2 separate regions of the Homo sapiens genome follow, and region 1 is linked to region 2. Evidence: chromatin contacts called from ENCODE Hi-C or POLR2A ChIA-PET data. All regions are on one chromosome and are shown on one strand. The core of a region is the stretch at or near the end of the contact, and the rest is flanking DNA. Distances in the headings are between cores, read along the strand shown. Region 1 has its middle 110 kb from the start of FAM174A. Region 2 overlaps ST8SIA4 (ST8 alpha-N-acetyl-neuraminide alpha-2,8-sialyltransferase 4).

Evidence for each region. A loop is a pair of places that touch in the nucleus more often than their neighbours do. ChIA-PET counts read pairs that join two places held with the same protein, here RNA polymerase II (POLR2A). Pooled maps may share reads with other maps.
Region 1: a loop to region 2 is called in a map of Calu3, with 1.9 times the contacts of the local background. The contact joins two enhancer-like sites. A Hi-C loop is called at or near these places in 3 of 168 maps with a recorded cell type or tissue (Calu3, PC-3 and endothelial cell of umbilical vein), 3 of 37 single-sample maps with no recorded cell type and 4 of 50 pooled maps. POLR2A ChIA-PET finds 5 or more read pairs at or near these places in 1 of 52 experiments (activated naive CD4-positive, alpha-beta T cell).

What each region holds. Positions count from the first base shown.
Region 1 is chr5:100,644,671-100,649,172 of GRCh38, reverse strand. No RefSeq gene overlaps it. Among named protein-coding and RNA genes, the nearest start is that of FAM174A, 110 kb to the right of the region's middle. Within about 2 kb of position 1,357, at least 4 of the 41 ENCODE cell types and tissues checked have a DNase peak (open chromatin) inside an H3K27ac peak, as active enhancers do.
Region 2 is chr5:100,837,568-100,842,707 of GRCh38, reverse strand. The region is part of intron 4 of ST8SIA4 (ST8 alpha-N-acetyl-neuraminide alpha-2,8-sialyltransferase 4); the gene reads left to right. Among named protein-coding and RNA genes, the nearest start is that of MIR548P, 24 kb to the right of the region's middle. RefSeq lists enhancers at 908-1,127, 2,042-2,291. Within about 2 kb of position 2,172, at least 5 of the 41 ENCODE cell types and tissues checked have a DNase peak (open chromatin) inside an H3K27ac peak, as active enhancers do.

The DNA.
Region 1 (4,502 bases), core at 108-2,607, 190 kb after region 2:
CTCTAATTTGCCAACATATTGAGAACTTGAGAACTTTTTTTAATAAATGGAGGACTGTAGGAACATTTTATGTCAATGATGCTGATACGTGCTGAGAAAGTTGATCATTATTTTAATGTACTCATATGTGTTAGAGAAAAGTAAAAATAGAAAAAAATAATTGAATGACCAGATAATAAATACTTTTTTTATTTATTCCATTTTCAAATTTTCATCTTTCCCACAAAATGCCTCAGGGTAACAGTACTAAAATTAACATAAAATTAATCCCCAAAATTAGAGTTGTGATTATATTAGCATAAAATGAGTTTTAAAATACTTTTCCTTCAGTTGTCATCTATATCAGGTAGCCAAATGAAAAATATAGTCATTATGTGCCCCTTTAAGAAAGGTGGGGAATATGAGACTTGACAGTGTCACAGCAAGGAAGACATTTCAGAGCTAAATGTCCTTTATTGAAAACAACTTATATCCAGCTGTCTAATGTTTACATTTGAGGAATCTGAGAAGGCTGTGAAATGGAATTGGGTAAAAATGTCAGCAACCTCAAAGAATCCAAGAGAAGGAAGAAATGAGTCAATTAATAATCTCGTCCATTAATAATCTTTATACTATCCATATTTGTTGAATCAAAATGAAAAAAGTTTTTAAAGTTAATTAATAAGACCTTCAATGAGCAAAAGAAACGCATCAAACTACTGCACCCTGAAAAACATTATCACTGAAAGTGTCATCACACTAAATGTTGATACAGAATTTAAATTTAATAGGTACTTTCTTCTGTTAAAACTTTCAGAAATGTAATTTGTTAGATTTCTTCAAGCCATCTAACTCTAAGCATAATTCTAAAAAGATGTATGTCATCGTCAGATCTTTGCTTGCAGCAACTTTTAGCTTCTGCCTTGGGATCTTAGATATTGATTCTTATAGGATTTATTATAGTTATCCTTAATGGGCTTTAAAAAGAGGAGTCCTATAAGCGTTTGGGACTTTTCGAAGAGCTGACTAAAGAGAAAGAGTGTTTGTGTATTCAGATGAAATGCAAGGGAGTAAGCAAGAGACGCTGTGTTCGCTGAAAGAACAGCCAGTTCTGAGAATTCTGTGAGGTGTGCACAGAGATACTATGTAGCGGGAGTTCAGGTGACTTTGAGAAAAATAATTTCATTGTGAAATCCAGAGGCATTTAAGGAGAAACAGAGGGTACAGGCAGAAAATACTGTGCTTCCTTAGACAATAACTGAATCCAAAGAAATAGCCACGGTCTTGGAGGAAGTTATAACCTACCTAAAAAGGACACATGAAAGGAACTTCCATTTCTAAGAGGAGCTGGGCACAGGGCCAAGAGCAGGGAGTGCCTGACTGACACTGTGTAATTCTTTAACTAGGGCCAACCTGACCTGAGAAACTGGAGTTTTATATCTCCATGTCTCCCCTATATTTACTGAGCTTGTAACCCAAGATTCTGATGCACTTCAGTAATTTGTTCACGGTGTTGGCTGACGGTGTGTGAAATCCAGCAGCAAGAACCATAGGGTAGAGGGATAGTGAATAAACCAAAAGCTTAGAAAGTGATTAGCCCCGGGGGTGGAGGCAGATTTATTTTGAAGCTACTGAGACTTCAGTTTCAGTCTCTCTCTTGGACCAGCCCTTTTGTGTGGGCTGGCCTCAGTGGCTGCAGGCGTTATGAGAATGCAGCTAAGCTACAGACACATTTAATTTGGGATTAGTAAGATGTACATATCTGTGCTTTACAGTTATTTCCATTTATAGGTAAGTTTTTGCTTGTCTCAGTGTCAAAATGGCTTCCAGAATGTACCCACCACTACTGTGCCAATTCCCTTGTGTCCTGAAATGAAGAGGCAGGACTCAACATAAAACTCATAACTCTCACTACAAGGAATATTTGAATACTAATAGATGAATGAGTGTCACCATTACAAACAACATTTAAATTTAGTCACTGCCAAAGAAACTCATAGTATCTGAAATATTACAGTTCATATATAAAAGAAAGTTGATAGAGATTTGTCCAAATTTTCAAATAATTTTCCAAATTTAGGGGAAAAACACATTTACAGTAGTGCAGCTGTAATTTTGAACAGTTTTCTTAAAGGCAAGACTAAATTATCCTTCTATTTTCTCTAAGGAAAATAATATTATAAATTGTGGGCAAATAAACAGGTAATCAAAAAGTGTGTGTGAGAAAACATTTTAAATGGTCCATTTTCAAGGCCTAATAAAGCTAAGTACTGGCAACCAGCCTGTGGACGTGACAAACCGCACGGCTCATGCACCTAGAAGGTCACGATAAGTGAACAGAATGTAGAGGAGGGGTCAACCCATAAAAAGGAAGAAAGTTTCATTATTGGGAAATCAAAACTTAAGTGGGGAAACGGACGGGGGTATAACCTTATAAGGGGGATAATGAAACGCAGGTGACATCCGGGAAGACTGTAACCCCATATTACTCGGCCAATGAGGAACTGGGGGAGGTTCTTGCATGTTAGGAGGTAAATTACCTGCTGTAACTGCCCCAGCTGTGCCTGCCTATCAGACACCCAATCTTGCAAGACTGCTGTTAAAAATCTCGCTTCTGCTGTTCTCTGTGTCTCCGAGTCCATTCTTTGGGTTTGGACAGGCGAATGTGTTTCTCACAGTGTGCAACTAAAATATACATGGTGTTCCTCGAATTTTGGGCTGTTTGGGTTATAGTATATAGAGAGATGCAATCCCCAGATTCGTCTTTCAGAACAGAGGCCTTCATTCTTCTAGTGGCTGGAAGTGGTGGCTGCTTTTTGCTCATAGCTGCAGCACCTTCCAGGAATTGCCCAGCCTGATAGCAGCTGCCTTGATTGAGATTACACCCCATTCTGAGTGCAGCCCACCTCCAAACCAGGTCACTAGTGAGGTACAAAGACCTGACGTTCTTGCCTGCCAGGAGCACAGAGTCGATAGACCATTTCAGTTCTAGAGTTCCCAGGGGAGTGGACCGAGCCTTTGTTGCTTCTGCACTACAGGTCAACCTGGGTCAATTGGTCTTTCTGTCTCTCTCATCCTGCTTCCTTTCCTCTCTCAAAGGTGCTGTTCCTAACTCTAGTCCTCCAACATTTTTCTGAACAATCCAATTCAATGTAATTTTATTTAAGACAATGGTATATTTTGTTTTAGTTAGCAATTTTTAAAGTTTTTTTCTCATTCTAAGGAAATATTATTTTATCCAATTTTTTATTTATAATTTTGTGTCTTTGTTTTTTTTTTTTTTATTATACTCTAAGTTTTAGGGTACATGTGCACATTGTGCAGGTTAGTTACATATGTATACATGTGCCATGCTGGTGCGCTGCACCCACTAATGTGTCATCTAGCATTAGGTATATCTCCCAATGCTATCCCTTCCCCCTGTCTTTGTTCTTAAAGAGAGCTCTCAAAACTGTATAAGCCTCAGGGCCCCGTTAGCCTAGATTTGGTCCTTCTCTCTTTGAAGGAGAAAACCCCTCTGGTTTGTCCTCCAACCGGTGACAGGAGAAGCTATTCCAATAATAGCAGAAACTGGTCACAGAGCTTTCTGCATGAGTGGGGCCTGTGGCCATAATGTGCTTCACCGTCAACCACTGTAGTGATCCTTCTTCTGATTGCATCACAGCTGAGTCTTACATATTACCTTGTTCCACACCCCATAAATTTAACATTGTTCAAAAATATTTTCTAATATCCGTAATCAAATATATCCAGTTATCCCTCAAATATCTTACAGCTTTTTTTTGACCTTCTGTTAAGGACTCGAACCAACAAGATTGTGCATTTTAACTCATTGTAATGTTGTTTTACTTTTCATTAATCTACAAGAGTCCTTTCATCTTTTATTTTCTTTCATAACATTGATATTTTTGAAAAGTTTAAGCCAATTGCATTGTAGGATATTCCTCATTCTAGATTTGTATGATAATTAAGGACAATTATATTGTAGGATAGTTAAGTATCTCTATTTGCCTGATTGTTTTCTCATATTTAATTGTAAACCCTTTGGTAAGAATACCATATGGGTGATGATGGGATTTGTCCATTGCATCACATTATTGCAAACATAAAGTCAGTTTGCTTTTCTGTCTCATTGTTCATGAAGTGAAATTGTATCACCTTGTTATCTGCCTGTTATCCTAGGTTTCCCCTTTGTGATTGATGAGTAATCTGTGCGGGGTAGGGGGTAATACCTTGAAACTATGTAAGTATCTTTGCACTGATTTTTATAATTAGAATTTCTCAGTGAATACTTAACTACTCATTGTATTCTACACGATAAGTACTAACTAACAACTCATTAAGTAAGCTAGACAGGAAAGAATGATTCTTTATAAACCCAAATTATGATTAGCTGGGCATGGTGGCGGGTGCCTGTAGTCCCAGCTACTCAGGAGGCTGAGTCAGGAGAATGGCGTGAACCTGGGAGGCAGAGCTTGCAGTGAGCCATGAGCCGAGACCGCGCCACTGCACTCCAGCCTGGG
Region 2 (5,140 bases), core at 923-3,422:
ATTCCTCTCAACAGAATTCAGTGAGCTTTTTGCAAAAACCATTTTATAGGCACATATAAAATCTACAATATGGCAAGCTAACCTTATACCAAAATATATGTTTCTCAATACTGCTTGAAAGAATTGTACAGTCATTATAAATGTTAATAGCCCCTATCTGAGAATAATAAAAACTGGGGATAGTGTTGAGGTGGGATGTGGGCAGTTTATCAAAATTTTCAGCTTTGTTTTTGCTTCTTAATAGTCAACTTTTGTTTTTGTTTTTGTTTTAAAAAAAGGAACTTGATACTTTGTGGAATCCATCTGTGCTATAATCAAATAATCCATCAGCAAGTCTCCATTAATAAACGTCGCTACCAGGAAGAATCAATGTTGCTAAAATTTTGTTCTTTGCTCAGCTCACAATTATTTCCTCTTTCTGTTTTCTCTGGAACAGATGCATACACCAGAATTGCTGTCAGTTTCAAAATTAATAAGCTAATTATTTTATGAGAAATAACACAGAATATATAAATACAAATATTTTAGTAATGTACAAATTGCAAATTCCTATCAGACTGAATAAAAGTGAAATACAGATATTTTTCATTAAAAAATTCTATTGAAGTAGTAAAATATTTGAAATCACATAATTCCACATTTTGAAATATGAATAGAAGTGTTCCTGCTGTATCACGTTCATTCCTTCTATAAACATGTATAGATTGCTATACTGCGCTAGGTCTGAAGCTCCAAAGAAGAAAACAAAGCAGGGGCTTCCTCAAGCAACAAAACCAGCTTGGTAGCCAACAAGATTACATAGGGAAGTGACAAGGTAGTTTTGGAATGCTAGATCAAGGGATTTGGCAAATGCATGTAATACCTCTGGTGGATGGGACATGTAATTTGTCACTGATTAGAGATTCACAGAAGAGATTCCAAACAGTATTAAAGATCAGCTAAAAGTATAGGCTAAGAATTTACAGTAATGCCTATCCACAAATTGTGTCAGAACTATGTTACCAGTGGAGGGTGTCTAGGTTTTTGGTGTCTTGAACAAATAATTGGACAAAACACACAAACAAAGCAAGGAAGGAATGAAGCAACAAAAGCAGTGAATTATTGAAAATGAAAGTGCACTCCACAGGATGGGAGGGGGCCCAAGCATAGGAGCTCAATAACTGCGCTACAGAATTTTCTAGTGTTTAAATACCCTCTAGAGGTTTCCATTGGTTACTTGGTGTATGCCCTATGTAAATGGAGAGGATATTTCTTGTCATAGCTGAAGTGTTTCCATTTGATTTAGTTCTAAGAAGTCAGCGTGAATTGGCCTTATGTTCCCTGCCTCCAGACCCTATCCTCCTGCCTCAGCAATATACTGCATAATTGACCTCTTTTTAAAGAAATAAGCATAATGACTCCAATACCTATGGCTTGAATAAAAATTTGTGTTGATCCCAATTTACAAAAGTCCCAGTTTACAAAAAGCATCAGGTTCCCAACCATAATTTTACATACTCAACTTTATTCTAGAAGGGCATGGAAGGCAATAAGAGTAAACAGCTATGCAACTATGGAAATCAGTAACCTGTGTAGAAATTACCAACATGACAACAAAAATACGTTCCAAATAGATTTATGAACCTCTCTTCTTTCTTTATCATGATGTACAGTAGGTTTTGCATTTCCCTTATTTTGGCTTTCTCATTTAACTTGGTGTGCACAGGAAATAAGTTTTTGAATGTCTTACTGTGACACTGAGTGTGATAATGAGGAGGCATACTGTGATTGCAAATGGATTAGGTGGGGGCCAGGGAAAGGGGTACTTACTAGAGAATAAAACACACAGAAACAATCTTTTTTGAAAAAACAAACTATCTTCATTTGTTTTTATTGTTTGGAATATATGTAATAAGAAAACTTTGGGGACTTTTTTTTTTTCTTATATTCTTAAGTAACCTAGAGACAAGAATGTTATAAGAAAGAATGTAGGCTGACTGGAAAAGAGACCCTAAGGAAGACAGAAAGCTCCAAAAATGTTATGGGCTAGTCAGGAGATAATATAGGCATTCATCTTCCTCTACAGTAACTTGTGTGTTAAGAAATGACTTTGCCTTATTCAAGCACTGTGAGTCATGATGAAATGAACCGCTTGGGGGAATTTTGCAACTCGCTCAATGTTCTGACCCTTTTCATATTTAGGTATGATTGGGGATTTTCTAACCAAGCTGATGATGATATTAGGGAACATTTTCATAGCTTGTTCTTTAGTCCATTAGAGCAACACATTGAAAACTAGTTTCATGGTATCCTTGAAAATTCCCCAACTTGTACCCTAAAAAAAAACTCTAAAATTGCCATGTGCATATGTATGTATATACACACACATATATATAAATAGACACACATACACACACATAAATATTTCATCAAACAACTGTATGTATTCTCTGCTTTGGATTTCTTTAAAATAGCACTACAATCTTGTTAAAATAAGTAGAAAATACTCTAAAATGTTAAAATAAAAGGGTGAAAGGAAATTTATAAGAACTTGGAGAAATCTAAACACATTTGAAAATTCTCATTTCAGGTATTAGACAATGTTGCTGTGTCTCACTGATAAGACCAAATAAGATATGACATGATATAAAAGTTTGGGATCAGGAACAGTTTAAAAAAGACTCCGTATGAATTGAAAATATTAAAAGTATATATTTTTATTTAAATATATGTATATATTATATGTAGCTAATGCTTACATATGGAAAATATTTTCATGATTTTTTGACATAATCCAGTTAAATTTCTTATTTTATAAAGGAAACTGTTGCAGCCCAGAGTCTCATCTGCTCAAAAATAGACACTCAGTTAGTGGCACAGTTAGAGTTGCTGATTCCAGGAGCAGCTCTCTTTAGACCAATCTCACTATAGAACAGTGTATCTTTATAATAGCATGGCAATATTTGTGCCATTTTATCATTTCTTTTTGATGTATGATTTTTCAATATAATAAAACCTATTGATTTAGAGACCCTTGTATGTATTGCCAAAATAATATTCAGAAAGTGAGTGCTTTCTATTTATATAAGTTATCACAGATCTTGAGCTGTTTCTGTCTTGTGTTTCCTGGCCAGAGATAAAGAGAAGATTATTTTTCATAGACAAGAAGAGGAAACAACTAAATTAATTGCCTTTGTAGCTAGGGATTTATAGTTCAAACTTTGGACCCAAGTTTTTAAATAATTCTAAAATAGGATTTCAATGGTTATTTTTTCAATTTAACAAAGAGAACATAAATTCTATAGCTGAGTTCTGAAGCATTTCATTAAATTTAAGTTCATTTATCTGCTCAGGCTTTCAGCTGACATCTGCAGAGCAAAATCAAGATCTTTTCTGGCAAATTGATTGATGGTGTGCCATATTATTTATAAGGCTCAAACTATGTACATTTGAAATATTTTCATTTAAATGAAATTTGAAACAAGATATGAAACCTTGCAATATGTATTTACCCAGAAAACAAGTGAAATTCATATCATAATTAAATATAATTTTTTTGCATATTCTAAGTTGGCAAAAGGTTATAGAAAAATTTTTAAATGGGTGGGTGTGGTGGCTCATGCCTGTAATTCCAACTTTTTGGGAGGCCAAGGTAGGAGGATTGCTTGAGGCCAGGAGTTTGAAATCAGGCTTTTCAACATAGCAAGCCCTCATCTCTACAAAAAAGAAAAAAAAATTAATGTTCTCTTTTAAGTGCAAGTTTTGTCACTATGGTTTAAATCATTTTGCTAGGAAGTTTATAATGTGGATGTCATAGTGTTGGAAACTGAATGCCACCATTTTATGATTTGCTGAAATTACCCAGTAGCAATTTTATTTTCTATTGTACATATTTGCTAGTCTATTCAAAGCAAATATTCATGAAGCTATAGCAAAAGAAACTGCCAGAGAATAGCTTCTAAGCATCTACAGTGTTGATGACTTACAGTGAGTCTCTGGAATTCACAGAAACATTTTCATTATAAATTCAGATTAAATTAATTACATTCTTATAGATAAATAAATACTTGTAATATAGTGACTTTTAATTTGATATTTAATTTAACAGGTTTTTTTTTCTCTAGTGCTCCAAATTTAATCAGTTACTAATGTTTTGACTGGAATGAAAAAAATACATAATTTACATATTACTTCTGGCCAAGATGTATTTTGGTTATGTTATTTGATGTGTATTCGTTAGCAGTCTAAGTAATGTAACATTGGTCTTCATTAAAATCTCTGATTTCTTTCATTTATCTTATAGAAACACCATACTGTAATTTCTGTTCCTTCTTCTGGTTGTAGAAGAGAGGTAGCAGACTCATGACTCACAGTTTGACTTGGCCTACTGACCTGCTTAATAACACAGATATTTAAAAATGAAATTAACTGTCAACATCTAAGTATCATGAGATTTTTCAACAGACATTTCAATATCTGGTGATTCTTTTAAAGATCAGAATATCTGGCAGTCCTAGATCTCTATTTCTTCATGATTATGGTGAGGCAGACCTAAATCGTGCTGTCTTCTATACTCTAGGCACTGACATCCTGTCCTTCACAGTCCCATGTACCGCTTTGTCTCATACATCCTGATAACAAGCCTGATTCATTCATCCTACTTTCTGGTTTTATCCAGCTCTCTAACCATTTGTTTTACTATTCTGCCTTATGAGAGTAGAATGAAGTATAAACATATATGGTAATTGATTCAGACACTCTCAGAAATGGAGAATACTGCATAGTTTCCAATGAATATCTCATTTAAAAATAATGACATTAAGACATTCTTGGGCAGATTAAGTGACTTACTAAGACAACATATACAATAGCTAGGTATCAAATATACATCTTTCGGCATGAGTTTAAGAAACCAAATTTGAAACAGTTGCAAAAAAGTAGGCCACATTTCACCAGTAGAGATTCCTTTCAGGCAGTGTGTGCTAGTAAATGTTTCACAACTAACTCTCTGGGAAAACAAAGTGGATTTATAGCATTTGCTGATTTTCATAATGTAAATACTCCCACCATGCCCAATTTCAAACTAATGAGGAGATGACAAGCAGCTCACAAAATTCCAAAAAAAGAAAAAATTCACTGTGGCTCTGTGGATCAGTAAGGG